Linked DNA regions of Homo sapiens: regions 2, 3 and 4 are each linked to region 1. A link is a contact called in ENCODE Hi-C or POLR2A ChIA-PET data. All regions are on one chromosome and are shown on one strand. The core of a region is the stretch at or near the end of the contact, and the rest is flanking DNA. Distances in the headings are between cores, read along the strand shown.

Region 1 (7,610 bases), core at 2,247-4,746:
AATCAAAAAGTATTAGTTATCTGGCCGGGTGTGATGGCTCATGCCTGTAATCCCAGCACTTTGGGAGGCCGAGGTGGGTGGATCACATGAGGTCAGGAATTGGAGATCAGCCTGGCCAACATGGTAAAACCCTGTCTCTACTAAAAATACAAAAATTAGCCAGGCATCGTGGCATGCGCCTGTAATCCCAGCTACTTGGGAGGCTGAGGCATGAGAATCGCTTGAACCCAGGAGGTGGAGGTTGCAGTGAGCCAAGATTGTGCTACTGCACTCCAGCCTGGGTGACAGAGTGATACTCTGTCTCATTCCTTCTTATGCTTCCAGATCTCTCCAGTCCCTACCGCTGGCTCCCCAATGCCTTCTCCTCAACCCAGAGTTCCTTCTGGCTTCATCTCTGAATAAAATTTTTCAAGGAACATTTCCATGATTTTTTCTGTCTCCCAAAGTAGAAAATTTTATGTCCCTCTTTTGAACTCATTTAACTCTTCATGAGTTATGAAACCCCAATTGTTCCTTCTTAAAATATGAATTACTTTCTACCTTTTATTATTTATGCAGATAAATATCTGATCACTTCTACTTGACTTAGAGTTCCTAAGTTTGTTTTTTTTTTTTTTTTTTTTTTTTTGATACAGAGTCTTGCTCTGTCGCCCAGGCTAGAGTGCAGTGGCATGATCTCGGCTCACTGCAACCTCCGCCTCCCAGGCTCAAGCAATTCTTGTGCCTCAGCCTCCTCAGTAGCTGGGACTACAGGTATGTGCCACAACACCTGGTTAATTTTGTATTTTTTGTAGAGATGGGGTTTCGCCATGTTGCCCATGCTGGTCTCAAACTCCTGCACTCAAGCGATCTGCCAGCCTCGGCCTCCCAAAGTGCTGGGATTATAGGCATGAGCCACCACGTCTGGCCTCCTAAGTAAGGTCTTTATGTGAGAAATCTTTATCATCACCCACACCAAGCACAGTATCTACCATGGTACACAATAATCAAATATTTACTAAAAGCTGAATAATTACAACAAAATTAATGTATTTATATTACAAAGTGTGATGTAAACAGAGTTTTGAGTTTTTTTCCGGGAGCACATAATTTAAAAAAATGAACGAAACAATGCACACTTCATGTAATGACACTTACTAGAATGTTCCTCACATACTGGTAATGGTCACTTCTGGTGGGGTGTGATTTGAAATTATTTTTATTTTCTTCTTTTTACTTTTCTTTATTGCTTTATTTTTTCTACCCAATATTGCTTTTATAATTTAAAAAAGCAATTTTTACTTTGAAAAACAAATAAAACAAAAACCTATCATCTGCTAACATCAAACTGCAATTGCCTTACTTATTTAAGACTATCAGTCCCTGTCCGGCGCGGTGGCTCACGCCTGTAATCCCAGTACTTTGGGAGGCCAAGGTGGGCGGATCTGAGGTCAGGATTTTGAGACCAGCCTGGCCAACATGGCGAAACCCCATCTCTACTAAAAGTATATAAATTAGCCGGGCGTGGTGGCGGGCGCCTGTAATCCCAGCTATTCAGGAGGCTGAGGCAGGAGAATTGCTTGAACCTGGGAGGTGGAGGTTGCAGTGAGCTGAGATCAGGCCACTGCACTCCAGCCTGGGCGACAAGAGCCAGACTCCGTCTCAAAAAAAAAAAAAAAAAAAAAATACTATCAGTCCCAAACTGTGAAAGGGTTAAGTGTCAATCTATGCTCTTAACCAACAGCTCTGCATTATTAACTCCATGAGTTTCCTGGTAGCTACCAGACCAGCTGTCAGATCAGTGGCACTGGCCGATGCTGATGCTGCCGGGGGACTATTTGCCTCACACAAGAAAGGACCCTAGGCAGGAGAAGATGGAGAGATGTATAAAAAAGGCTATGACAGAAGGCAGAGCAAGGCAGTTGTCCCAAGCAACAAAGTTATAGGATCAAAGGAGAAGCAGCAGCAGTTCTCAAAGTGTAGTAGTCCAGAGAGCTTTGGGAGCCTCTGAGACTTTTCAGAGTCTGCAGGGCTACAACCGTTTTCTTAATAATTCTAACACTTTATTTGACTTTTTCACTTTAATTCTCTCACAAGTGAGAGGCGTTTTCTTTTTTGAGGCAGAGTCTCACTCTGTCACCCAAGATGGAGTGCATTGGCGCGATCTCGGCTTACTGCAACCTCCGTGAAGAGGCGTTTTCAAGAGGCTACTTGACATGTTAGACTGAATGAAGCAGCGGGCATGAGAATCCAGCTGTCTTCCATTAAGATATACTGAAGAAACTTGCAAAAATATATTTCCACTCTTTTGCTTTTTTTGTTGTTGTTGTTTAGGAATATTTCTTTTTCAAAAAAATATTATGTCAATATGTAATGGGTTTACTATGGTTATTTTCTAATCAATATTTTAAAATTTTGTTTTAATTTTATTTTTATTTTTTTGAGACGGAGTCTCGCTCTGTCGCCCAGGGTGGAGTGCAGTGGCGCGATCTCGGCTTACTGCAACCTCCGCCTCCCGGGTTCAAGTGATTCTCCTGCCTCAGCCTCCCGAGTAACTGGTATTACAGGCGCCTGCCACCATGCCCAGCTAATTTTTGTATTTTTAGTAGAGACGGGGTTTCACCATGCTGGCCAGGCTGGTCTCGAACTCCTGAGCTCAGATGATCTGTCCCCCTCGGCCTCCCAAAAAAAAATTTGTTTTAATTTCTAATACAGTCAAAATAGATAGATGTAATCCACATAAAGAAAAAATCTTTGAGGATTCTTGATAACTTTTAGGAAGGTTCCTCTTCACGGAGGAAGAGGGACTTGCCAAATTCTCTGGCACCTGCCATGCCATGCTACCCTGGCACTCAGGAAGAACTCGGGTCTTGGAGCAGCCACAAGCTCGGCCACTTGGTAGCTGCGTGACTTTGGGGACCAAGCCCCGTCCCCGCCGTGGCAGCTACAGGTAACTGCAGGTTAGGAACTGGGCTCCGCGCTCGACAATTAACTATCCCAGCGGAGTACTGGCTGCTGGTGCGGGCGGTACTGGCATCCTCGTGTGGCGACGGAAAAAACGTGAAGCTGAAGTTAACCAACTTGCACAAGGTCGCAGGGCCGTTATGAGGGGACCCCGGGACTCGAACCTTGGCTCCACAGCTGAGCCATTCTCGCTACCTGCCCCTCGTCACGCCCTCCGTTTCCACACCTTTAACGCCTCAAAGATAGAAGGTGCCGCCCAAGGGGCTGGAAGGAGCTGAGGAAACGACTCCAGAAGAAATCACCACTGACTACGACTCCCGCCGGCCCGCCCCGGGGAGCCTTCGGCCGACCGTCCCCTCCCCCGCCACCTTCCGCACCGGCCTTCCCGGACGGTATCCGCGCTCGTTTTCGCTCAGAGGAGGCCCCCTGCCTTTTCATGCTCCACGCGTTCCTCCCTCGTGCGCCTGCAGTTTCCACTTGGAATTTGGGCTCCGGCGCGCACCAGCTAAGAAGCGCGTCAACAGCTGCGCGCGCCCGTGCGCGCGTCCCCGACACCTACGCCCCAGCAGCCCCCGCGAAAGCGGAGTCGCAACGCAGGCGCACTTCTGTTCGCTCCGGTCCCCAGAGAAGGCGGGGCTCCCGCTGCCCGACCCGGAAGTGCTTCTCTTTTCCTTGGCGGAGGAGGGAGACCACAGAGCCCTGGGTTGTGGAAGAGGTGGCTGTTCCCTGTCATCAGTATGCAGCGATTGCTCTTTCCGCCGTTGAGGGCCTTGAAGGGGAGGCAGTATCTGCCGCTCCTGGCTCCTAGGGCAGCGCCTAGAGCACAGGTACCGCACTGCAGCGGACTCCGAGTCGCGGGAGCGGGGATGGAGTGAAAGGGCCGGGATAAAGATAATGTAGAGCCCCACATCACGTTTCCGGAGCTCCTTACAGTGCACTCACAACGCATAGGTTCAGATCAGAGCCCCTAGGTTCAGATCTGGAACATTGACCTGCTGTGTGGTATTGGCCAAGTTAATTAAACTTTCTGTTCTTCAGTTTCCTTATCTGTAAAATGGGGATAACAATACCTACTTTAAGGTTTGTTATGAGGATTACATTCTTTAATATACATCAGGCCTTTAGCACATGGTAAAAGCTGAGTAATTTTTACCCATATAGTTTATTTTTGCTTAAAAAGTTCCAAGTAGTCAGATGAGGAAGTATTACTGCATCCTACAGAGAAGGAAATTGAGGCTTAAAGTTACTTTTCTAAAGGTGACTCAGTTAATCAGAAATAGGAAACCGAGCATGGATCTTTGGACTCACAGGGATATAGTAAGAAGAGGGCATGCATTTGCTTAACTAGTAATTATTGAGTGGTTATTATATATTAGGAACTGGAAAAAGAAAGATAAATATTACAAGACTCCTGCCCTGGAGGAAGTCAGTTTATTCATTTGCGAAATCCTTATCATGGTCTCATTATATAAAGGAACAGTGTTAGAAACAAAGCTAGCAGAAGGGAGAGAGCAAGACTGACCGGACACTGCCACCCCAAAGCTCATAGTTTAGTGGGAGATACAAACAGATGAACCTGAAGGTAGAGTGATGTGCTGCATAACAACATTTTGGTCAACAACAGGCCACAGATACAGTCATGGTCCCATAAGATTATAATGGAGCTGCCTTTCCAAGTGTACCTTTTTTTTAAAAAAAAATCTTTTTCTCTAAATTTCTTTTTTAGAGACAGCGTTTTACTTTGTCACCCAGGCTGGAGTGCTGTGGCATGATTATAACTCACTGCAGCCTCCAGCTTGGAAATCCTGGCCTCAAGCATCCTCTTACCTCAGTCACTTAAGTAGCTAAGACTACAAGTGTGTGCCACTGTGCCTAATTTTTGAAAAAATAGAGATAGGGGGTCTCGCTACATTGCCCAGGCTGGTCTCGAACTACTGGCCTCAAGTGATCCTCTCACCTTGGCCTCCCAAAGCCTTGGGATTATAGGCTTGAGCCGTTGCACCTGGCCCCATTTTTAAATCTTTTATACCATATTTTTACTGTAATTTTTCTATGTTTAGATAAACAAATACCATTGTGTTACAGTATTCGGTACATAATATGCCATACAGATTTATAGCCTAAGAGCAATAAGTCATACCATATAGCTCAGGGGTGTAGTAGGCGATACCATCTAGATTTCTGTAAGTACTTTTTTTTTTGAGAGATGGAGTCTCACTTCATCGCCTAGGCTGGAGTGCAGTGGTGAGACCTTGGCTCACTGCAACCTCTGCCTCCCAGGTTCAAGTGATCCTGCCACCTCAGCCTCTCAAATAGCTGGGATTACAAGCATACACCACCATGCCCAGCTAATTTTTGTATTTTTGGTAAAGATGGGGTTTCACCATTTTGGCCAGGCTGGTCTTGAATTCCTGACCCAAGTGATCTCCCTGCCTCTGCCTCCCAAAGTGCTGGGATTACAGGTGTGAATCACTACACCCAGCCTTTAGATTTGTGTAAGTACATTCTATGAGGTTCACACAATGATGAAATTGCTTAAGAATGCATTTCACAGAACATGTGCCCCTGTTGTTAAGTGATGCTTGACTGTACATTACAGTGTATTAAGGGCTTTCCAGTGTGCTGTGGGAGTGACCTATTGCAGACCTTGAAGAGCCTGGGAATACATCCCAGAGGAGGTGACATGTAAGCGGAGATCTGCAGTAGGTATTATTAATCAGGGGAAAGGAAGTGTACAAGCCAGAGAGAAATGTTGAAAGACCTAGAGGTGAAAGAAAATATTCCATATCTGTAAGTAGAGTGAAGTCTGAGGGAAGTATTCAGAGATGAGAAGATTCATGTAGTTGGGGATAGGTTTGAGTGAGGCTAGATTTGAAAACCAATTGGAAAACCAGTTGGAAGGCTGATGCAGTAATCCAGATAAGAGATGATGACTTAACAAGACATGGCTGTGGGGATGCTATGGTACTTCGCGCTAATCAGAATGGGGTTGAGTGTGGGTAGCAGCCATTCCCTGTTTCTCCAGTTGTAATTTGTCTATCTTGATCTTTAGTGTGATTGCATCAGGCGCCCTTTGAGGCCAGGGCAATACAGCACCATCTCTGAAGTAGCTTTGCAATCTGGAAGGGGTACAGTGTCCCTTCCCTCAAAGGCTGCTGAGCGGGTGGTGGGCCGATGGCTCCTGGTCTGCAGTGGAACAGTGGCTGGAGCAGTTATTCTTGGTGGAGTAACTAGGTAAGTAATTTGCTCGTAGTGAGTCAGGTATTTGGATCATCAGTAGAAGCACAGGTTGACTGAGGAGAAAGGATTTTTTTTTTTTTTTTTTTTGAGACAGAGTCTTGCTCTGTTGGCCAGGCTGGAGTGCAGTGGTGTGATCTCGGCTGACTGCAACCTCCGTCTCCTGAGTTCAAGCGATTCTCCTGCCTCAGCCTCCCAAGTAGCTGGGACTAGGCGCGTGCCACCATATCTGGCTAATTTTTTGTATTTTTAGTAGAGACAGGGTTTCACCATGTTGGCCAGGCTGATCCAAACTCCTCACCTCAGGTGATCTGCCCACCTCGGCCTCCCAAAGTGCCAGGATTACAGGCATGAGCCACCATGCCCAGCTGGAGAAAGGAATTTTACAGAGCATCTAGTCTAGCTCCCTCATTGTATAGATGGAGAAACCGAGGCCTTAAAGAAGGAACATGTCTGATGGCTTGCCCTGCCATAGAACAGTTGAGTGTTTTATTAGTAGGAGCCTTCTATAAAGACTGGTTTATGTCTTAACTGGTACCTGTGCATTGTTTATGTATCTTTTCTCTTTCAATCAGAGTCCAAGTTTGTCTCAAAACTTTTTTTACAGTTTGTTTGAATTAAACCCAAAGAAGTTCTGTACATCACAATTGGTTCATGTTTCTTAGGTTTGTTTAAATCTATCAAGAGACTATAGATTTAGACACTCCTCCCTTTCCCCCTCTTCTAGTTGCTGAGGAAACTCTAGTCATTTGTCCTATGGTTATGCACAGTTTAGATTTTGCTGACTGCATAACTGTGTGATATTTAACATGTTCCTTTGTCCCGTCTATTTCCTGTGAATGAGTAGTTGGTTGATCAGATTCAAATTAGGGATGAGGGAGCAAAATACTTCAGTAGGTGAATAGAACATTCGTGAATATCTGGTGTCTATTATAGATGTTAACAGCCATTAATTACCATTGCCTAGATCCATTATTTCATTAGCGTAGCAAAATTATAATATTTTATTAGCTCAACTCTAAAAAGCTTTCCCTCATCATCAGTTTGGATATCCCAAGGTATAGTTTGTATAGGAAAGGCAGGATACATACTTGATTCTTCTTTCCCTTTATTTACCAATTTTCAAAATAATAAATTGGTCCCCCAAATCCTCCAAAGGCAACAAATAAAGGATTTGAATTTTTAAGGCTCATTATGAGATCATAGGTTCAAACACACTCGATAATGTTTCGGTCCGTTGTGATGATGGTGTTAGTGATTTGCTCAGATTGTCCCATCTTTAGTCAGTGGGCATCTCCTGAAATTGGCTCTAGTGACTTTTTGGCAGGGCCCTAATTACCTTTGATAGTTTCCTTACTTTCTAGTATGACAAGATGTTCCGAGCTCATCTTGTGCATTTCTTGCCTCAGGCCTAAAATCAGGCTTTTACT
Region 2 (7,610 bases), core at 23-2,522, 2.0 Mb after region 1:
GCCAACAGTAAACCTGTGAGCAAGGGAAAGTGAACTATTCAGACCTAAAATCCTGTTCTTTGTACTCTCCATCCAATGCTCTTTTCCCCAAAGATCCATCAAAACTAAAAATCATAAAAACCAAGCATAAATGATCGCTGCAGCGAGGCAGCCCATGGGCTGAAATGAAATGATGTCCTGGAACATTTTTCTCCCACTCTTTACCTGGTTAATTCCTACTCATCCTTCAGGTATCAGCTTAAACATCACTCCCTTACTCTGGGAAGTCTCTGCCAACACCCCCAACTCTGGACTGGGAGACCCTCTCCGATGCTCCCAAAGGATCACGTACTCACCCTAACAGAGCACTTATCACATCACATCGCTTCTTGGCCTTGTGGCTAAGATCAAGTGCAGAGCACTGACCACGTCAAAGTAAAACTCCCTGCTCTTAACTGGCCTCCATTCACGACTGCTTCTGTACACAGTGGGTGCTTAACAAATGCCTGCTGAATGAGTGAATGAAATACCGTGCTCCAGGACTCTCGCCCGATCCTCTAACTCTTCCCACTCCCTTCGGTTCCCAACAACTTCCTGGGCCATCTCTGCCCCAGGGCAGTCGGCATCAGAACGCCCCATTCCCGTCTGCCCTTTCTGATGAGGAAACCGAGGAGCCTTTACGGTCTTTCCCAGTTCAAAGTCCTATCCTGAACTCTAAGCAGCAAACGAGGGGGCGGAACCTCGGCGAAGAGCAACATAAACCAGTCCCAGGCAATCAGCCGCGACCTGATGGGAGGGTGAGGGGATGGGACAAAGGGGCCAACGGGACCCCGAAATCCCCGCAGGCCGAGCCAAGGCGAAAGGGCACAGAGCGGCGCCAGGTATGAGCCCAGGAAGGGGCGAGGTATATCGACGCCCGCACTGGCCTTGGCCAACACCTCTGCAGCCAGGGGGGCCTGATGGAGCCCGTGAGGCTGGACAGGGAAGGCCATGCCCGAGGTCGTGGGGCCAGCATGTGGCGGCCCCCGCTGCGCCCAAGCACCCAACTACACACAGCCTGCGGAGACACTGGGACGCGGGGGGACGGCACCTCACCTACCCGGCCGCTGGCTCCGTGAGGGAGGCGGCAGGGTCGGGCAGGAGCAGGGGTAGAGCCACTGGGCCCCGGAGCGTTTCTTCAGGCCTCCCCCGGCTGAACGCCGCTCCTCCTGCCAGGGTTGTTCGGAAGTCGCAGGTCCGAAAATCTCCTCCGCCTACGCCGCGGCCGCCACCGCCGCTTCCGGGACGCGAATCGCTCTGCGGCTGCGTCCTCATGACGTCATCCCGCTCCGGGTTTAGCTCCGCCCACCCCAGCACAGGCAAGCACCCTTGCCAGCAGTGCGCCTGCGCGTCTTTCCCGCGCGCTCCAGGCTGGAGTTAATTCTGTCCTTGGCCGGCCGCCGTTCACAAAGCCTTGAGGACCCTTGGAAGCACGTGCTTGGCGACCCTGCAGCTCGTTGCCCTGCCTTGCCGCAGGGAACAGTTGGCGAGAGGCTTAAATGAAGAATTTACGTCTTCATCCTCTTTCCTTCCAACTTTGGAACTGAACTGGGGACTGTGTGTGAGCCCCGGAAAGACACCGTATCCTGTATGAGATGCCCAGCAGAGCATGCAGTTGTTTCCGGAGTAGCTAGTGTGTACAAGGTCCTGTGCAGGCCTCTCCCAGCTCAGTTCACTTCACACCGTGTGGCCCAGTTAATTTCCCTTAAAGCACACATCCGATGGCTTTATATTAGTGACTTAGCGCTCAGGTACAGAGGAGCCAAGCACTGAACCGGACTGAGCTCTTTTTAGACATTATCTAGTTCTCCTCCAACGACCCTATTAGGGTTGTCGCCATTTTACAGATGGGGAATCTCAGACGTGTTAAGGAACTTCTTTAGAGTCACAGCTAAGAAGCAAATGGGAGCTGGAATTTGAAGCTTATGTGTCATCTGACCCCAACGCCCCAACCATACCACCACCCACCTTGGTCTGCATTTCCTGGTCTTGTCTCCTGCCATCTTTCAGCTGCCTTTAACTTTGGCCAACTGAACCCCTCCACTGTTACCCTCAAATGCCCCTGGCACTCAAATGTCTGTATCCCTTCCTTGAGTGCCCCAGCTGGAAGTAATCACTTCCCTCTTCAAGTAGCCACAGAGCTTTAACTGCATCTCTTCCTCCATTATCTCCTTTCAGAAAGACAGGCCCATCCCTCCAGCCAGGACTTAGCTGTGCTCCAGGGTCCAACTCTTATTTCCTTAGGGCTTTGCTCTAACAGGCCTGAAATCTTGACTCTCGCTAACTCTTAATCATCATTCTAGAGACAAAATTCATGGAAAATTTCTCCTTTAGCCTAACTTTACCCCCTCTTTCCTACATGAGTTGGAAGACTCACTGTGAAGTGCTCTCTACCGCTGCTTCCTCGCCCAATTCACTCCTCACTGCACTGTGGTCCTGCTCCCCTCCATATTTCTGGGCTACCTGCCTGCTCACCTGTGACATCCTGGCTGCTAAATCCAATGGACACTTCCCAGTCCTCCTTGCAGATGACCTCAGAAGCACTGGAATCTCTTTCCTTTTTGGCACCATTGTCCACCTTAGCTTCCATGACACCACCCTCTCCTCTCTTTCCGACCTTCAAGGTCTCCTTAGGGCTTTTCTTCCTACCCCTCAAATGCTGGGGCTCCTTTTGCTACCCTTCTTTCTTCTGACTCAAGGCACTCCGTGAGGATCTCATTCACTCTTGTGGCTTCTGTCAGCTAATGTTTCGTTTCCCGTGTCTATGTCTCCAGCACCTAAAGCAGTACCTGGCACATAGTAGGCATTCTGTTAAGAAGGGTTGCAAGATGTTACCATTGGGGGGTAGTCTGTGGGATCACCCTGTGTTAGTTCTTATAACTATGTATAAATTGACGATTGTCCCAAAAGTAAATGCTTACCCTGTGTAGGTATTTTTCTCAAAGCTCCCTGCTTTAGTTGACTTTGTCAATTACCCGGCATGCGCCAGTCCCAACATAAGTAAGGTAGGAGGGCTTCTCCTCAGATGAATTGCTTGGTTGGTTTTTCCAGCTGTAAAATGGGGATAACCATAGTGGTACCCTCAGTGTGGGGCTGTGATGAGAATTAAATGAGCTAAAGTATGTAAATTCCTGACATGTTATAAGTGTTCAAAAATCGTTAGCAATCATTGTGATTTTTATTTTTACTCAAAGCCCTACCACCACCACCCCTAGCCCAAAAATCAGACAAGAATCCACGAAAGGCCAAAATGTAGAAAGATCCAATTCCCACACATATCACTAAGCCATATACAGAAATCCACTCACCACCCCTTAGAGAAATGGACTGAGCTTTGTGGTGGTCCAGGCCCATCTGCTGGACTCTGCCTCTCCTCCCTTAGGATGGGTCTTTTCCCCGAAAGCTCCTGGGTCTGTCATGCAGATAGCCTCTGAAGGCCCCTCTTCTTCGTTTCCTAACCTGGCCTCAGGTCTGAATTCCAGGATAGGCCATCGCCACTCCCCACCCACTCCCATCCCCCACCCTGTCCACCCCTCTGTACCTTTCTCAGACCACTCTCTTGGTGGATAGTTTCAGTGGCCCCCTGTGACCTCCAGGATAAAACCAAAGCCTGGTGTATTCAACTCTGGCAGTTCTCGGATATGTCACACCTTCTCCCATTACTGTACCTTTCTACAGACTACTCTCACCTTTTTTTTTTTTTTTTTTTTGAGATAGAGTTTTGCTCTTGTTGCGCAGGCTGGAGTGCAATGGAGAAATCTTGGCTCACTGCAACTTTTGCCTCCCAGGTTCAAGCGATTCTTCCGCCTCAGCCTCCTAAGTAGCTGGAATTACAGGCATGCACCACCATGCCTGGCTAATTTTTTGTATTTAGTAGAGATGGGGTTTCACCATGTTGGCTAGACTGGTCTCAAACTCCTTACCTCAGGTGATCCACCTGCCTCGACCTCCCAAAGCGCTGGGATTACAGACGTGAGCCACTGCGCCCCATATTCTTTAGTTGGCCAGCTCTTATTCTTCCTCCAAAATTCAGCTCAGATCTCACCCCTGAAGAAAGACTTCTCTGACACCTTCCCCATCAGCAGCCACTGTCTGGATTACGTGCCCTTCTGACTTGGCTCCGTGGGCCTGCCCCACCCCAGCACTTGGTGCCTCCTCCTCTCTCTAGACAGTGAGAGTCCTGAGGGAACTGCCTATAATTTCTGTGTCCAGCATCTAGCACAAAGGAGGTACCAACAAATGTTCCTTGAATGAGCGCATGCGTGTCAGTTTCCTCTTGGAGCACAGAATTCACATCTCTTTCAACAAAAGCCCCAGAACAATGCCCATTTCTTTTTTCTTTTTCTTATCTTTCTTTCCTTTTTTAATGTAATTTTATTTTATTTTTGAGATAGGGTCTTCTGCTGCTGCCCAGGCTGCAGTGCAATGGTGCAATCATAGCTCACTCTAATTCCTGGGCTCAAACAATCCTCCTGCCTCAGCCTCCAGAGGAGCTGGGACTACAGGTGCACACCACTAACACCTAGCTACTTAATTTTTATTTTTATTTTTTTTTGAAACGGAGTCTCACTCTGTCATCAGGCTGGAGTGCAGTGGCACGATCTTGGCTCACTGCAAGCTCCGCCTCCCGGATTCAAGCGATTCTCCTGCCTCAGCCTCCCGAGTAGCTGGGACTACAGGTGCACACCACCACGCCCAGCTAATTTTTGTATTTTTAGTAGAGACGGGGTTTCACCATGTTGGCCAGGATGGTCTCGATCTCTTGAGCTCGTGATCTGCCTGCCTCAGCCTCCCAAAGTGCTGGGATTACAGGTGTGAGCTACCGTGCCTGGCCAATTTTTTTTTTTTTTTTTTTTTTGTAGAATGAGGTGTTGCTATGTTGCCCAGGCTGGTCATGAATCATTTCTTAAAACAATGACTGTGAAACCAGCAAGAATGAACTGGACAGAAATTCTACCCTCTATGAACTCTTAGTTCAACAGAAGACGCTGACTTGACTGAGCCATGATATAAAGCAGGGGATTCTACTGTAACCGTAGGAGCAGAGAGAAGAGGCAGACTTAATCTAAGTGAGAGGATGGGGAAAGTTTTGTGTTCAACAATGTAGTATTTAAGCTAAGGAGTCCCCACCCTTCTTAAGAAAAATAAATTTTTTTCTTTAATAACCTAAGTACCGGTCAGGCACAGTGGCTCACACGTGTAATCCCAGCACTTTGAGAGGCTGAGGCGGGCAGATCACCTGAGGTCAAGAGTTTGAGACCAGCCTGGCCAACAAGGTGAAACCCCGTCTCTACTAAAAATATAAAAATCAGGCCGGGCGCGGTGGCTCACGCCTGTAATCCCAGCACTTTGGGAGGCCAAGGTGGGCAGATCATAAGGTCAAGAGATCGAGACCATTCTGGCTAACACGGTGAAACCTGGGCTCTACTAAAAATACAAAAAAATTAGCCGGGCATGGTGGTGGGCGTCTGTAGTCCCAGCTAGTGGGGAGGCTGAAACAGGAGAATGGTGTGAACCCAGGAGGCGGAGATTGCAGTGAGCCGAGATCATGCCACTGCACTCCAGCCTGGGCGACAGAGCTAGACTCCGTCTCAAAATAAATAAATAAATAAATATAAAAATTAGCCGGGTGTGGTGGCGCGTGCCTGTAATTCCAGCTACTTAGGAGGCTGAGACAGAAGAATTGCTTGAACCCAGGAGGCGGGGGTTGCAGTGAGCGGAGATCGTGCCACTGCACTCCAGCCTGGGCGACAGAGCAAGACTCTGTCTCGAAAAAATAATAATAATATATATATCCTAAGTGCCTGAAATTCTCACACTGGTAATTTACTCCAAAGGTAAATTTTAGTTTCTTTGCAATTCCTCCTCCTTGGCCTCAGTCTGACAGTGGAGAGTAATAGTATTTGTTTTCTCTTCCAGCAGCTATAGAATTGAGAGATATTATTCAAGAATTTCTAGACATTATCTGGAGGGAACATTGGAGGATACAAGAAGGCTTTAAAAACCAGAAAGGGACAATAGTCGTGGCCTGTAGCGATGAATAAAGGCCTCCCCTTATAATTAAGAGACGGACCAGCTTGACTGTGCTCTCTCGAGTCTAATTCTGATTTTTCCATAATCAAGTTCTAGTTCCTTCTTTCCCTCCTGCAGCATTCTGCCTCAACTCCTGGTGCTGCTGATGTTTTCCCCTTGGTAGCAGACAGGTAGAAGAGACTAAGGGAGAAAATTAAATAATCACTGAAGATAATATCTTACCTTGACATTTTGCAGAGGTTAGTATTTGCTTCAATAAGCAAGTGTGTTTATGGCCCACATACTTGACTCATAAACCTCACTGTGGCCCTTGGAGAAATACTAGGTGGAAATGCTGAGGAGAACAGGCTGGAGAAATCAGGGAAGAGAGAAGGGAATGTCTAAGCATGCCTCCTCCACCAGATGGCTCCCTTGCCCACTCTTATGGAGAAACATGGCATTTCAGAAGCATCTCTTTCAACTCCAAGTTTCTGGCTTTAACCTCTCGTGCCAGCCTCAATGCATTTCTCGCCATTTCCACACTATGCCAGATATTTTCATGCTTCTAGCTGCATTAGTTATCTCTTGCTGTGTAATGAAGTATTTCAAAACTTAATTACTTAAAACAACAATAAGCATGTATTATCTCACAGTTTTTTGGGTTCTGGGTGTTTTTAGTCAGAAAATCAAGAGCAGCTTGGTGATGGTTTTGGCTCAGGCGCTTTCATAAGGTTGCAGTCACATGTTGGTCAAGGCTGCAATCATCTGAAGGCTTAGTGGGGCTGGAGGATCGGCTCCCAGGGTGGCTTCCTCACACAGCTGACAAGGTGATGCTGGCACTCTCCAATAGTGACAAGATGGCAGAAGGTGCCAGGTCCTCCCTCGGGGCTCTCCTGAACGCTTCTTGAGTGTCCTCCTGACATGGCGGATGCCTTAACCCAGAACAAGAGATCCACCAGGGAGCCAGGAAGGAAGCCAAAAGTCTCTTCTGATGCATCCTCAGAAATCACACGCCGTTTTCTTTTTTTCTTTTTTTTTTCTTTTTGTTGTTGTTGTTGTTGAAATGGAGTATAACTCTGTCGCCCAGGCTGGAGAGCAGTGGCATGATCTCGACTCACTGCAACCTCTGCCTCCTGGGTTCAAGTGATTCTCCAGCCTCAGCCTCCCAGGTAGCTGGGATTACAGGCGCCCGCCACCATGCCCGACTATTTTTGTATTTTTAGTAGAGATGGGGTTTCACCATGTTGGCTAGGCTGGTCTCGAACTCCTGACCTCGGGTGATCCACCCACCTCAGCCTCCCAAAGTGCTGAGATTACAGGCGCGAGCCACCACGCCCAGCCTCCATCTCTCTCTCTTTTTTTTTTTTAACTTTTATTTTTGTTTTAGGGGTACATGTGCAGGTTGGTTCCATAGATAAATTCCATGTCATGGGGATTCAGTGTCCATATTATTTTGTCATCCAGTTAACAGGCATAGTATCTGTGTATTTATAGGTAGTTTTTCAATCCTTAGCCTCCTTCAACTTTCCATCCTCCAGTAGGCCCTGGTGTCTCCCTGGTGTCTGTTCCCTTCTTTGTGT
Region 3 (7,610 bases), core at 3,569-6,068, 1.3 Mb after region 1:
AAAAAGAAAATATTTTAAACTAAATGGAAAAGACTACATATAAAAATATGCAGAAAGAACTTCCAATTTCTGGTAATGTTACAGTTGTATCAGACTGACCCTTTTGCCAATAACAATTACGAACCTTAGACAAAATTTGAAAAAACAATTCTTTGAAGGCAATGCAGAACAGCTAAGAGCAGGCAGAAACTGCAGGAGATATAGCTCTTGAATGAAGAAAATCACACTGGGTGATATCCACATTTATTTGGCTTTTCTCCTGAAGGAATTCCCCTAGTTCACAACAAAGAGCAAGGTCCATCAGCAAGCAGCTATTATATTAGACCGTGGAGTGACATTGGTGTTCAAGACTGCCAGAGCAGCTGAAAATTGAATGGAGAGGGAAAGGGAACAGGTGGGAGAAACTTAAAAAGCTGGTACAAAGTACACTCAAATATCTGGCTGACCTCTGAACTATACTCTAAATAAATCAAAAGAAAAATTAGCATTTTAAAGTAATTGAAAATGAAAACATGGCAGATAAAAAGTTGTGGGATGCTGATAAAGCAGGACCTTGGGGAAGATCTACAGCACTCAACTCCATTAGAAAAGACAAAAGGTCTCAAATCAGTGGCCTCTGTTTCTAGAAGAAAAAAAAACCCAAAGTAAACAGAAGACACGAAATAGTAACTATCAGAACAGAAACTGATGAATTTAAAAACAGGATCAATAAAAATTGATTCAACCAAAAACTGCCTCTAAGAAAATCAATAAACTCCTTTTAAATTTATTGAACATAGACTCCAAAAATAGATTCACACACAGATGGTCAACTGATTTGAGACAACGTGCCATGATAATTAATCCAATGGAGAAAAGATTGATTGATTTATTTATTTGAGATGGAGTTTCACTCCTGTTGCCCAAGCCGGAGTGCAATGGCACGATCTTGGCTCACTGCAACCTCTGCCTCCTGGGTTCAAGCGATTCTCCTGCCTCAGCCTCCTGAGTAGCTGGGATTACAGGTGCATGCCACCACGCCCAGCTAATTTATTTTTTTGTATTTTTACTAGAAATGGGGTTTCACCATGTTGGCCAGGCTAGTCTCCAATTCCTGACCTCAGATGATCTGCCCTCCTGAGCCTCCCAAAGTGCTGGGATTACAGGCATGAGCCACCACGCCTGGCTGAGAAAATATTTTTTTTCAACAAATGGTTCTAGAAAAATTGGACATCTATATACAAAACACACACACACACACACACACACACACACACAAAAGACTAAAACCTCAACCTTCTTTCACATCACACACAAAAATTAACTCAAAATGGATTGTGAACCTAAAGACAAAATCTACGACTATTAAATTTCTGCAAAAAAGAAAAAACAGGAGAAAATCTCTGTGACCCTGGCTAAGCAGAGACTTTACATAGGACACAAAATGCACAAAGATTTCTGCTCTTCAAAAGTCACTGTAAAGAAAATGAAAAGACAAAGCCACAGACTGGGAAAAAAAAATATAATAAAGGGCTTGAATTCAAACACATAAATAAATAATAAGACAAACAATCCAATTTTTAAATAGGCAAAATTTGAACACTTAACATACTACCACATACCTACTAGAATGGCTAAAGTTAAAATAGGACAATATCAAGTGCTAACAAGACTACAGAGCAATTACACCTCTCAGTGTTGCTAGAAGGAATGTAAAATGGTACATCCACTTTGGAAAATGGTTCAGCAGTTTAATATAAATTTAAACACAGACTTACCATACAGCCCAGCAATCCCATGAGTAGATATTTACCTAAGAGAAATATAAACTTATGTTGAACTACCTCACACCCATTAGGATGGCTACTATAAAAATTTTAAAGAAAATAGAAAATAGCAAGTGTTGACAAAGATGTGGGTAAACTGGAACACTTGTTCCAGGTTGGGAATGTAAAATGATGCAGCTGCTGTGGAAAACAGTATGGTAGTTCCTTAAAAAATTAAAAATAGAATTACCATATGATCTAGCAGTTTCTCTTCTGGGTATATGCCCAAAAGAATTGAAAGCAGAGTCTCAAAGAGATATTTGTACACTCATGTTCATAATGGCCTTATTCACAATGGATGTAACCCAATTGTCCATCAGCAGATAAATGGATAAGCAAAATGTAGTATATACAGACTATAGAGTATTATTTAGGCTTAAAAATAAAGAAAAAAGGAAGGAATTCTCACATATGCTACAACATGAATGCACCTTGAGAATATTATGCTAAGTGAAATAAGCCAGTCATAAAAAGACAAATACTGTATGATTCTACTTATATGAGGTACTTAGAGTAGTCAAATTCATAGAGACAGAAAGTAACATTGTGGTTGCTATGAGGAGGAATGAAGAATTGTTGTTGTTGTTGTTTTTGTTGTTGTTTTTGAGATGGGAGTCTCGCTCCGTTGCCCAGGCTGGAGTGCAGTGGCATGATCTTGGCTCACTGCAACCTCTGCCTCCTTGGTACCAGCAATTCTCCTGACTCAGCCTCCTGAGTCACTGGGACTACAGCTGTGTGCCACCACACCCTGCTAATTTTGTATTTTTAGTAGAGACAGGGTTTCACCATGTTGGCTAGGGTGACCTCAAACTCCTGACTTTGTGATCCGCCCGCCTTGACCTCCCAAAGTGTTGGGATTACAGGTGTGAGCCACCACACCCGGCCAGCATTATTGCTTAATGGATATAGTTTCAGTTTTAAAAGATGAAAAGAGCTGTGGAGATGGATGGTGGTGATGGCTGCATAGCATTAGGAATGTAGTTAATACCACTGAACAATACACTTAAAATGCTTAATGATCAATTTTACATTATATGTATTTTACCACAAACAAATTTGAAAAAAAGAAACATGTTGACACAAAAAACCCGTACATAACTAAAAAATAGATTATATTGGATTACATAAAAATGTAAAACTTTGGTGCTACAAATGATACCACTAAGAAAGTGAAAAGACAAGCCACATAATGGGAAAAAAACTTTTGCAAATCAAGTATCTGATAAGGGGCTTGTAACCAGAGCATATAAAGAACTCTTACAACTCAATAATAAAGACAATTTAAAAATGGATAAAGGATTTGAATAGACATTTCTCCAGAGAAGGTACACAAATAGGCAAAAAGCACATGAAAAGATGCCGAACGTCAGGGAAGTGCAAATAAAATCACAAGACACCACTCCACGCTGGGTTACTATACTTAAAAAAAAAAAAATCAACAATAACAAGCATTGGTGAGGATGTGGAGAAATCAGAATCCTCATACATTGCAGTTGGGAAATGGAAATTACCAGTAGGGGAATGAATAAGTAAATAACAGCATATCCATTTGATGGAATTCATTCGACCACTGAAAGCATAGTGAGTGAACGATCTCAACGGTGGGCTGAGCAAAGAGATGCGTGTGGCAGGGCTATGTGCTGTAGATGGGGAGTTGGAAGAATTTGCCCTAAGGTGGGCTGGAAGGGGTGGGTAGTGGGTTGGGGGGAGTGATGCTCTCTTTGATCTGCAGGTGGTGGAAGTATTGATTCTTAGCCTCTGCCTTTCCCCCAAGAGATGCTCAATCTACTATATCCCCAGCCAGTTCTTGCAACCCATACCTTGCTGGGCTGGGCTCAAAGCTCCCAGGTGGCACCCAGGCACTGAGGGGTGGACTGTTCGGGGATTTAGGCCCTTCCAGAGCGCCCCCTCCACTTCCAGGCACCCCCAATACACATACGATTTTTTAAAATAAATATTGCAAACATAGGTTCAACACAAAACTCCTAATGTGCACTCCACTCCCAAAATAGATTGAGAACTCCTATAAATTCCAGCGTTGGCACTCTGGGGGCAACTGAGCCCTTCTGTGCGCTATGTCACCTCCCCAAAGGTCAGGGAGAGCAGTCACAAAAGGACAGCTCTAGCCCCAGAACTTCAGTTCATTAGGCAAAGCCTGAGGTTCCGGGGCATGGGGAGGAGAGAAGGGATCAGCTGAGGAGCCAGGAAACCTGGGTTCTGAGCCTGGTTCGGACCCTCAGCAAGTTATTTCTTCTCTCTGCGCCTCCGTTTCCTCTTCTGTAAAATGGGGCATGGGCAAGGCCTGGCAGGGGCGGGGCTCGAACCCGCGGAAGGCGACGGCGGCTCCGGCCCCTCCCGGGGCGGGCGGTCACGTGCGCGATCACGCGGTCCTACCCGGAAGCGCGCCCGGGCTCCTGCAGGCGGGGCGCTGTGCGCGCCGCGATCCGGTACGTGGGCCTCCGGGCTGTCCCCTCTGGGGGCGGCGATCCTCCCTCCGGAGCCCCCCTTCAACCCTCCCGGAAGTGAGGTAGGGTCCCTAGGGGTCCCGGAGCGGGCCCACTCCTAGCCTCACCCACTCCGGGCGTGTGGCCGTGGGCCGGTCGCTTCCTCGCTCGGGGCCAAAGTTCCTCAGCCGTGAAGAGGGGTGGATGTCACAAGTCAAGCCTCCTTCCCAGGGTGGCCGTGAGGTTCGGGGGTGGGGGGAGGTGGGGATTTGGGGTGAAACTGGACAGAAACTGGCGTGCTAGGCAAACGGGAGCCCCGCGGCGGCGAACTGCTGACTCGCTCTCTCCAGAGACTCAGGGGCAGGGCCGGGCTCCGAAGGTGTGGGACCCCAGAAGGAGCTGCTGAAGACGGGACCAAGGGCCACAGGGAGGTTTGCTGGGGTCCAGATGGTGAAAGTGGGCGCTGGGGGTCGCCCCAGGTTGGCCCCCCGCCATCTGGAGCTCCTTTCGTCAGTGAGTCCCCTCCGAGTTCCCTTTCTAGGGCAAGATAGCGAGGTGAAGCGGAAGTCTCAGTGTGACACCGGCGAGGTTCTCTTCCCAGCAGCCTTTGGGAAGCATCCCCCTGTTTCGGGAATATGGCATTCGGGCCAATCATGTGGGTGATGGAGCCCGTCTCAGGGTTCGGCTGCTAAAGGCCGAACTCGTAACAGCAGTCTCTGTGGCGGGTAGTCACTTGCCTCTTACTGGCTCACAGTGCTTGACTTCCTAATTAAGTTTTCTGTTGTTCCTGCCCTCTATTCAAATATGAATGATTCCGGAACCAGATTGATTAATCCTGTTATTTGAAGAAGGGAAGCTGGGAAATAGGAATAATGATCCCCACACCTATGTAAGAACGCAGTTTGCTAAGGTTACTTTGCAGCTTGCCTGGTCACTCCCATGATCTAACCCTGTAGGGAGGTAGAGTAGGGGATGTTGCTCTGTTTCTCCGCAGGAGTTTGAGGCTCAGAGAGGTTTATGGGACTTGGCAAAGCCAAAACTAGAACCTGGTCCCAGATGCCTTTCCTGTTAGTTTCCTTCCATTCATCGTATCATCCCAGGATCCCCACTCCCTTCACCGGGACTGCATCCTCACCACCTGGGATGTGCTATGCTGTCTCCCGTCAGTCACTCCTAGCAAGCTCCCTGGGGCTGCTTGGGGAGCTCTGAGTGACCCGCAGAAGTGAGAGCACTTCATGGGAACAAAGGAGGAAGGAACAAAAGTGGGCACCTGCTCTGTGCAAAGGGCTGTGCTGGCCGGGTTCCTATTCTCCATTATGGGAGGTGAGGGGCAGGATCCCAGATATGTTCTTAGCAGACTGCCTCAGGGCCTGGAGAGACCAGGGACCACGCAGCCCTTCTCCAGCTTGTCCTTTCTCAACGGGCAGCAGTCAAGACCAGGGCATCTGCCTGCCCTCATATTCTCTCTGTTTTAAGCATTTGCAGGACCAGGGATGCTGTGCTGCTCTCCCATGAGCCAGTCACCGAGTCGGTCTGCTGCAGCCCTTTCTGAACCTCTGGCCGTCTGGATGCTCCACTGTGCTTGCCAAGGTAGATGATCTTGCCCCACCTGGGGAGGACAGGGAGGCAGGCAGCATCCACCCTGGGGCTTTGGGAGGCAGATGGAATGAGGTAGGCAGTGGACTGAGTGCTACTGGGCTCTGCACACCTGCTCATCCCCTCCCCAGCCCTGCATCCTGAGGCCACCCCCATCCTGATGCCTCATCTCTCCTTCACCCCTCGAATCCAGGCAGGTCATCACAGCCTGCTGCATCTTTAAAGCTCCTCCCAGCCCCCACCAAGGGGTGAGCACTCATTACCTGACACCCGCACCTAGATGACCGCCTTCATGACCTTGACCTGCCCATCTCCAGCCAGCCGGTCACTTCTCCGCTCACAACCACAGCCTCCATTCCATAGCCCACTGCTCCCTAACCCATACACTCTGGTCAGCTTTGTCACATGTACCTGGGAGTCCCAGAGCAGCCTCTTCAGGTCCACCCGCCTCTCCCAGCAACCTCCTTTTCACACCTGTTGCACTCTCAGTGTCTGCCTTGGCATTGAGTAATTCTGTGGGAATAGGCTGCATTCCTTCTTCACTGTGCTGTTATGTCTCCTGGCATTTGCCATAAATACCTTGGGACCAGTTGCACCAAGTTAGTTTGGGAGGAATTCAGTAAGGACCACTAAGCTGGACATGGGGATGACGGAACACAAGACCTGGAGATGCTGTGATCCTCCCAAGAAAACTGGAAATCCACTTGTGTGAGAGTTACAGCAGAGCTTCCTAATCATTGTCATGGCTTAGCGCACATACCACATGATTATATCTGCGTGACACCCTGAGGCACATAAGAGGATTTGAAACCACTGCCTGAGGCCTCTTAGCTGCAGCAGCCAGCCTGGAGCACTGTCCTCACCAGCCTGGTCAGGCTGCCCCAAGTTTTAGAAGATCGAGGGTTTGCCGCACGCAGAGGGCCATGGCACACAGTGTGGGAAGCTGTATTAAAGATCTTCCAGTGGGTGAATAGTTAAGACATTTCTTACATAATCAAGCACAGAGTGTGTGGTGTGTGTGTGTGTGGCGGGGGGGTGGGGAAGGAGATTTGGGAGGGCTGAAGACACTGGTGGCTGTGGCCCTAGAAGCTGCAGCCTACTAGGTACAGGGGCTTTAGGCAGCCTCTGTTCTCACCATGAACAGGGAGAGCAGCATTTGAATGAAACTTCTGTGGTGCTGAAGTAAATTCAGGGGCTTTGAGGCTCATCTTCTGGAGCTGTTTTTTGTTTGTTTGTTTGTTTGTTTGTTTGTTTTTTCAGACAGAGTCTCGCTCTGTCACCCAGGCTGGAGTGCAGTGGTGTAATCTCGGCTCACTGCAACCTCTGCCTCCCGGGTTCAAGCAATTCTCCTGCCTCAGCAGTTATCCCGAGTAGCTGGGATAACAGGCACTTGCCACCATGCCTGGCTAATTTTTGTATTTTTAGTAGAGACGGGGTTTCACCATGTTGGCCAGGCTGGTCTCGAACTCCTGACTTCAGGTGATCCACCCCCCTTGGCCTCCCAAAGTGCTGGGATTACAGGCGTGAGCCACCGCGCCCAGCCCTGGAACTGTTTTTATCTGAGGGAGAGATATCTCTGGACTGCCCAGAGATGGAGGTGCACCAGTGCCCTCCGATCCACACCAGGCACTAACTGGCTGCCGTGAGCATGGCCTCCCTGGGCATTCGGCTCCATGTCTAGGCCAAGACCTGGGTCCCTTCCTGTGCCAGTCTGGTTCCAGTAGGCCCCGTGGTGGGTCTGTTGCTGTGCTGAGAGGGACCAGAT
Region 4 (7,610 bases), core at 2,947-5,446, 1.2 Mb before region 1:
TCCATTTGCTCCTTTCTCAACCTCTTTAGTTCTCGTTCTCTGCAGTAAGAAGCTAGTGACAACTGGAATTTAGCTCCCAGTGGGCTTTCTTCCGGGTGGTGCCTGGACAGGCTGCTCCTGCTGCTAAGGCTTCTGGAGCTGTTATTGAAGATGTCAGCTTCTGCCACTGTGGTCTGCTTTTTGGAGTCTGCATTGGTTTTGCCTCGATCTCTATCATTCTTCTCATTATTTTCATGAATGAATAGTGACTTCCTTCTCTCTGGGGATCGATGTTTTTTCTTTAGTGACTTCATCTCCTTTGGCAAGTGATATGAAGAAGGAACATAGATATTTGTTCCTTTGGCTAAATATTTGGAGGCTAGTGACAGACAAGGCCGACGTGACTCATGTATACCATGATCTTCATGGTGCTCTTTAACACCTTTCATGAAAGCTTCTATAATAGGGCTCTTTTCTGGTGGCACCCTTTTGGGTTTAGATTCTTTTGGTGAGGATAGTTTCCTTTCAAACTGCTCTGTCCCAGTGATAGACAATCTACTTCCTCCATATTTGATGTTTGATTTTTGTGGTGAATCCAACATGTGTCTGTCTAAATAGCCAATTAAAACACATACAAATTGCATGTTAGTAAAATATTTAATATTTATCTAAATTATTAATGTTTAAAATATAAATTAAACTATACTAATGTTACCACAAAAATTTTCAAACCAACAACTTGGATAATGATACACACTTTATTGGGGGGTATAGGAGAAATTAAGAGATGATTTATTTGTTAAAAGCCTTAGTTTCATAAAGCTCTCTTTTGGTACATCATATAACCTCCCTATGGCTCTATAAATTACTGTATTAGAGAATCAAAATAGTATGTATTATGAACATTAAATTTTTTACTAGAATAATATTTTAAATGTAAGAAAACATAACAGCAAAAAGACTTTCATATTTAGAACTTCAGTTTATCCTTGTAAAACAAAATACTGCATCTTCATTTTATTTTCAATTTTGAACACTACGTTTACTAAAACAGTTTAGAGTAGGTTTTAAAGTTGAATCTGTCTCTCTCCTCACCCCCAAAATAGCCCACAAAAAATGCATCAACAGTGTACATACCTTGTTTTGAAGCTGGTTTGAAGAAATCTATAATTGACTGCTTCCTGAAAATAAAAGCATAATATGGCATCATATAAGCAAATATTAAAACCTTCATAACTCAGATTAAATGGAGAAAGATTTATAAAATAAAGGCTGGATTTCACTATTTGGTTTAATAAAGTTCTGACAATGGTAACAATGCTTTGCTAAACTGTTCATTAAAAAAACAGAAAATATAACGTATCACTTCCTATAGGAGTTCATTTATAAAAATACAACTGAGGTTTATATTATTTATAGTACTTAAATAGGTCAGACTGGTGTGTAGACCCAAGGAATTAGTACAGAGTGCTTCTTAAGACTGAAATGTTCACGGCTACATGGTAGAATGCAACATCTTGGGTATCAGCATATGAACCTACTTGTTCTCTGCAGACATTGATACAAAATAATTACTTGGTATCTAAGCACAGCTGCGTTTTAAAATTTAGAATAACAAGCTAAAAAAAAACTCAATAGATGTATGCCAAATGAATAATGGGGATTATAAAAATGGAGTAAAACTTGAACAGACTCTCATAACAAGAGTAGAACAGTAGATGGTAGAATGGCAATACAGGTGATTTGGCTGATCTAGGGAATCAGTTGAAGAGGAGTTTGCTGGACAAGGGCAGAAAAGAAAAATACCAAACTTATGCTACCCTCTTTATACATTAAGATGTTAATCTAAGTAACAGCAGAAATTAGAATGAGTTGTCACAACTAGTTTCAAATTCTTAATTTTTTATCAAAGAATCCTTAAGATAGTTACAAAAATAACACATTGCTTGGGAAAAACACAAGGAGAAAAGGAAGAAAGTTAACAAGAATAACAAAAACCAAATTAATTTTTAAGAATTTCTGTACCGTAAAGACTGGATTTCATTATCTGGCTTAACTAATCAAGTTCTGACATTGGCAATAATGCTAAAGTGAAATAGGAATCCATTACCAGAATTCGTATTCTGATTTGTTCACTGTAGAGTTGTCAGCTGCAAAAAAGGGGATGTTATGATATGCTGAACAAAAAATTAACTTTCTGGTAAATTTTGCTAAAATGTATCATTTTACTGAAAGAGAATAAGCTATAGACTATTGATTTCCCTAAACATTCATCCACTATGAGGTTGGAATGCTCAGTGAAAATTCCAACAATCCAAGTTTCTTGAAGGTTAAGCTTCTTGTACACTTTACTGGTCACATTAGAAGAGCAATGCACATCTTTACTGGTTTACCAAGTCCATCACGCTTGTTTGAGATGCTGGTATAAAAGCTAAGTGCTTATGAGATGAATATGAGTGACGGGCTATGGAAGAATATATGCATTTGTTTACATAAATTATACTAGGCAAATTAACTCCACCAGAGTAAATGTTGGAGGTTCTGCAAAGGGAAGAAGGATGATACCTTGTTATTGATCTTGTTATTGATTGAGGAGAGATGGGAAGGGACCCAGAAGCAGCTCATTTGTTGCACACAAGATAATTCTAAATGCATTTTACTAAATGTAACACTGTATCTCTTCCCTAAAATATTGGACCTCAGACTCCTTTTTGATTAATACACCAGAAAGAGAAAAAATGATTTTGGGTAAAACATACAAGAAACCTGTAAAATAACCATGAATGTAACTTTCAAGAGGTAGGTTCTCTAAGTTCATATGCACACAAAATGTCCACTGCTTATTTAACAACTGGCTTAAAAAAAAACACACACACACACACAATTATAACAGTTTCACAAACCCTTATCTGAACCTTCTGGGGCCAAATGTGTTTTAGAATTCTGAATTTATCAGATTTTAGGAAGGGGATAACTTGGATGTATTATGGAAAGTCCCCAGTGGGGTCTGGTGCTGCAACCTGTAATCAAATCCACTGACATTTCTCCAGCAAAACATGAATATTCACACTTAATGGGATAAAGACCACAAACAGCCTTACATTAGTTTTAGTCAGATCTGGCTGCCCAGTAAGATGTGGTGCCAAACTTACTGAAAACGTTTTGGTTTTCATAGCTTTCTGGCTTTCAGAGTTAAGATAAGGGATTGTGGGCCTGTACCACAGTATTAGTAACATGAATATTGTTAAAACTTAATACAATTTAACTTAAAATAAAAGACAGTACCAAGTTCGTAGGGAATTTAAACATGTTTTATTGTCAGAGGATGTCATTAGATGAAACTCCCCATCTCATTACATAGCTCCCACAAAATCTTTACAAAAAAATTAGCCTCTTGGAGAGGCGTGAAGTTACTGAAAGAGAAAACACGTCACATTCCAAATCTGCAAGTTCTTTTAAGTATGAACTAGCGTGCACGCTGGACTACAAAGTAATTCGTGGAAGGGATTCCCTCATCACAGGTTACATAATTTCACCCACAACATAGAAAAGGTTTATATTACTAAACCACTAGGATCAGTAGAACTGACAACGTACAGAAAACGATCTAAATATGCATTAAGCAGTTAGGGTCCCGGGTCAAACTCTTGCAAAGGAAAAAAATCACTTTCTTTCTACCTAAGGCGGGTTCTCCGTAGCTGTCCAGGCTGGTGGTCACTAGACCAAGAGCAGCTGCCCAACTACAGAGAAGCAAACTCCAACTCCCAGTAGCCCCTGCGCGGAGGCGGGGCGGGGATTTGCCAGGCCCCGAAATGCCAACGCCTGAGCTCGCGGAGGATGGCGGGAACTGGAAGAGCGGCGGTCTGCAGCCCTCCCCTCATACCCTTGCCCCCGCGACCCGGCCCCTTCTCAAGCCCTCTGCACGGTACCTGTCCCCAGGACTCTCTGTTCTCTTTCCCGCTGCAGCATGGGCGGTACTACCGGGTCTCAGATGGCAGCGCGGGGGCGACGACCCCGGGGCTGGGGATGAGGGGAAACCTGGCCTAGCGGGCATGCAGCGCCTTGTCATGTCGGCGCCGCTGGCGACGGCGGCATGAGCCGTGGCTGGAGAAGTTGGGTGCGTGGTTGCCGTCTTGCTGCTGGGACTCCGGGAGGCTGTCGGAGCAGAGGTGGGCGGCACCCCCTTCTCTCTTCATGGCGGTTCTCTCTTCGGAAGTGACTCCGGCGTGAGCGGGAAGGAACCTGGGGACCAGTAAGGGGCGGGTCTTACTTCATGAATCACGTCTTGATTGGCTGGCACGGTGGTCATTTCGGTGGTGGCGCAATAGGAAGCCGCAGCCTCTCTGGAGAAGGCGGGGCTTGGGGACGGGGGAGGAAGAAACCTCCCCCTCCCACCCCGTCACATGCACTGAGGGCGCGCGCCTCTGGTCCCGGCCGCCTCGGCCTTGGCCGGCGCGCGGGGGCGGAAAGGCGCGGGCAGCAGCTGGCGGACAGCTGACGACACCCGCCTGGTTGAAGGCGAGGGGTGAGGGTTTGCTGAAGCAAACCGGAGCCCGGCAGCTGCCTTCGTTGAGGATGGCCAACACTTGGGCTTCCTGTGTCACACAATTGTGCCTCAGAAATCCGCAGCTGTTCATTACATCGTCTCTTTAACAGCTTAGGCCAAAGTGCCATAATACTGTCACAATTTGCTGAGGGATCTGCACAGCGCGATCCGAAGACTTGTCCATTCTACGACGGTTCTTGTTGAGTGTCAGCGGTAGATTATTTTTTTGTCTTTAAGAAGAAGAAAAAACCCCCAAAAAACTCCATTGGAATAAAGACAGTTGTTAATCCACAAAAGCATTTTGTTTCTCATGAGTTACCATGAAGTCTCTGCAGCCGACTTCCTTGGAGATTTTTTAAAGGAACACAAGGTCAGCTTTCAGTTTTCCATGTTAAGCGTGGGCAGCATAGATAAGTAAAAGCTGCCTGCAATCTCCAACCCTCCTTTGTAAAGGGCTTGTGCTCTGGAGGCTGTTAGCCATGGTTTTCCTTATAAACCGAGAGACTGGTCAGTATCTCTGAACCTCAGCCTCCACATCTGTAAAACGGGCATTTTACTCACTTTTCTGGGTAATTGTAAACCATAAAAGGATAAAACAGTGTACACTGCACAGTTCAGATTCTCTCATGTAACAGGTACAGAGCAAATTATAGTTCCCTTTCTTCCCCAGATAGATTCCTACAGCGAATTTTACTTCTTTACAAAATCTTCCAGAGACAGGTCAAATACTGTTGCAATAACTGTTAACAACCAAAATATCAATTTCAAGATGTCCAAGCTTTAATTGACAGAGTTATTTAATCAGTTGGATGGAAAAAAATCTTAAATGATATAAAATAATTTGGACGGGTCTTTCAAGTTTATTGTATAGAAATTGAACTATTGGCCTGATACAGTTGCTCACATCTATAATCCCAGCAGTTTGGGAGGCCAAGGCAGGTGGATAGCTTGAGCCCGGGAGTTGGAGACTAGCCTGGGCAACATAGCAAGACCCTGTCTCAAAAATAAATTAATTAATTAAAATTTAGAAAAAACGAAATTGAACTGTTCTGGTCACTAAGCATGCCTGACTGACTCCAAGTTCACCTCCTTTTCCCTTCCCCTTTAGTCCCCGGGAGGAAGAATTAATAAGGAATAAAGTGGACAAAAAGCTGGCAAAGTAGAGGGTCGAAGGTAAACAGTGAATATACAGGTTTCACATTCACCCCAAAAGCACATATGTACAGCTGTATACTAGCTAATGGTGGCGGAAGAAGGGAAGTGCCAAAATAGAGGGTACTTTTCTGCTCCTAATAGCGGAGAATTTACTATACGTAACATTGTTTTTTACATAAAAAAACATGATACTCAAAATGTGTTGAATGACTTACACATTTGCATTTTACATGTATTATTTCCTATCTCTTAGTGCTTTCTGTTGGATGTTTTTACACTAGGAAGTTTCTGTACTATAACAGAGCACATCTACGAAACATTTAATCCGATTCATTTCCTTGCATGCCTAATCGATAAAGAGTAATGCATAAAAACACGTTCTGCATGATCATTTAGTTGCTTTTCTTGGATTATAGTACTTGAATCATCCAGCCTCCAAAGTATCACTTTAAAGCCTGTACTCAAACTACCAAACAATAGTTTTCTCATTTTCTTAATCTGAGTAACAGATTATGGAGTTAAGTGAGGCAAGAAATCCCTCGATCAATAAATGGAGATGGAGTCATAATGAAAACACAATTTTAAAAATATCTTCTTAACGGGAAGTAGTTATCTAAATCCTCAATAAGCATCAAGACTCTTCTTTGTTTAAGCTGTGTACGAAAGTGGTACAGATTTGGGTTGCAGGGTGAAATATGTTCAACATATTAATAAGAACCCCAGGGGAACTTCTAGGGCCTAGGGCTCTTCTCCACCTCCCACCCCCAAATAGTACTGGACAGTCTATTTTGTGTTTATATCCTTTCTCCTAGTTTAAATGTGTACGTATATACCATGCATGCGTGTGCACGCACACATGTTTATTGTAAGGGTTTTTTACACTTCAATTTGTAGTGGGCTAAAAGGAGATGACCAGGAAACTACACTAGGTAAAAGATTTAAGGAGTTCAGATGCGTGCTTAGGAGGAGCTAATAGGGGAGAGAAAACTAGGATGGCAGGGGGGTTACTGGGGGGAAAGGACATTGAACAATGTAACCAAACCCAGTTAGAGACTTAAGACAAAACTTAGCTGGGATTTGGAAGAAAAGAGAAATTAAGGCTGGATGACCATAAAAGGCTAGTTTGGGAAGATTTCTGGGCATGGGGATGGGATGAGGATGCAAAGATTGAAGAAATGGAGTGGCTTCTTTGCACAAAGCTTCTGTGGGGGTGCAGCTCAGCTCAGTTTAGCACCCTGCCTTGTTAAAGACAACAGGAGGAGGGGGCTCTGGCCTTGATGAGAAGGAATGGGACAGCAGCAGAAACAATGTTACATGAACAACAGATCAAGTTTGCTGGGAAAATCAAGCCCAACGTGGGAGTTCCTGAGAGGAGTGACAGTATAACTCATGCCAGAGATCTTAAGCAGTCACACAGAGAGAAAACAGCTTGGGCAGATTGGTTCACACAGTACCTTAAGCAGGCAGGGACTGAGAACAAAAGGTCAGTAAGTGACAGAGAATGTTACCAAAAAGCAAAGAACTCTAAAAGTAATTTCTGATTGTACCCAGTAATAAATTTTTGCTCTGAAATTGCCACACATTTAATTAACTCCAAGGCTCTTGTTGGAAGGTGTTCTAGGGCAGGCCAAGAGACAAAGACTGATTTTCTGTAGAACTGCTGGGGGGAGGTGAAGGTGAGGGTAGAGGGTGGCCTGGGAAGGGGGATAAGGAACAGACTCAGAAAAACAGGAAATAATTAACTTGAAAGCCTGACAGAGAAAGACAGACCACGTGATGATCTCAAGAAGGGATGGCAAGCTCACAGCATCTCAAGATCCACACAAATCACTGTGCAAAAGGATGCCAAACTCGAAACTGCCCAAGTGCTTGGAAAAAGGACCTCCCAGGTTTAAGCGGCTGCTGGGGAAAAGCCAAATGTAAACTAATA

What was found. Hi-C counts contacts between places; a loop is a spot of excess contacts on that map. ChIA-PET counts read pairs that join two places held with the same protein, here RNA polymerase II (POLR2A). Pooled maps may share reads with other maps.
Region 2: a loop to region 1 is called in a map of naive thymus-derived CD4-positive, alpha-beta T cell, with 12 times the contacts of the local background. The contact joins the promoter of ZFYVE27 here to the promoter of CUTC in region 1. A Hi-C loop is called at or near these places in 1 of 168 maps with a recorded cell type or tissue (naive thymus-derived CD4-positive, alpha-beta T cell) and 8 of 50 pooled maps. POLR2A ChIA-PET finds 5 or more read pairs at or near these places in 1 of 52 experiments (activated CD4-positive, alpha-beta T cell).
Region 3: a map of CD8-positive, alpha-beta T cell shows a loop between it and region 1 (27-fold over the local background). The contact joins the promoter of HPS1-AS1 here to the promoter of CUTC in region 1. A Hi-C loop is called at or near these places in 4 of 168 maps with a recorded cell type or tissue (CD4-positive, alpha-beta T cell, CD4-positive, alpha-beta memory T cell, CD8-positive, alpha-beta T cell and 1 more) and 15 of 50 pooled maps. POLR2A ChIA-PET finds 5 or more read pairs at or near these places in 1 of 52 experiments (activated CD8-positive, alpha-beta memory T cell).
Region 4: a loop to region 1 is called in a map of B cell, with 39 times the contacts of the local background. The contact joins the promoter of SLF2 here to the promoter of CUTC in region 1. A Hi-C loop is called at or near these places in 3 of 168 maps with a recorded cell type or tissue (B cell and CD8-positive, alpha-beta T cell), 1 of 37 single-sample maps with no recorded cell type and 13 of 50 pooled maps.

Annotation. Positions count from the first base shown.
Region 1 is chr10:99,728,120-99,735,729 of GRCh38, reverse strand. CUTC (cutC copper transporter) reads right to left here and starts at 3,496. Exons shown (of 9, transcript NM_015960.3): 1 at 3,321-3,496. The coding sequence starts at 3,381. COX15 (cytochrome c oxidase assembly factor COX15) reads left to right here and starts at 3,603. Exons shown (of 9, transcript NM_078470.6): 1 at 3,603-3,770; 2 at 5,996-6,177. The coding sequence starts at 3,681. RefSeq lists an enhancer at 3,682-3,901.
Region 2 is chr10:97,730,790-97,738,399 of GRCh38, reverse strand. ZFYVE27 (zinc finger FYVE-type containing 27) reads right to left here and starts at 1,272. Exons shown (of 13, transcript NM_001385875.1): 1 at 1,079-1,272. RefSeq lists silencers at 1,007-1,076, 6,294-6,588 and an enhancer at 1,407-1,556.
Region 3 is chr10:98,443,529-98,451,138 of GRCh38, reverse strand. HPS1-AS1 (HPS1 antisense RNA 1) reads right to left here and starts at 4,818. Exons shown (of 3, transcript NR_134454.1): 1 at 4,382-4,818. HPS1 (HPS1 biogenesis of lysosomal organelles complex 3 subunit 1) reads left to right here and starts at 4,204. Exons shown (of 20, transcript NM_000195.5): 1 at 4,204-4,332; 2 at 5,735-5,839. RefSeq lists a silencer at 4,037-4,386.
Region 4 is chr10:100,909,549-100,917,158 of GRCh38, reverse strand. It overlaps SLF2 (SMC5/6 complex localization factor 2), which reads right to left and starts at 4,196. Exons shown (of 20, transcript NM_018121.4): 1 at 3,909-4,196; 2 at 1,117-1,160; 3 at 1-589. The coding sequence starts at 4,048. RefSeq lists enhancers at 4,047-4,096, 4,117-4,186 and a silencer at 4,407-4,676.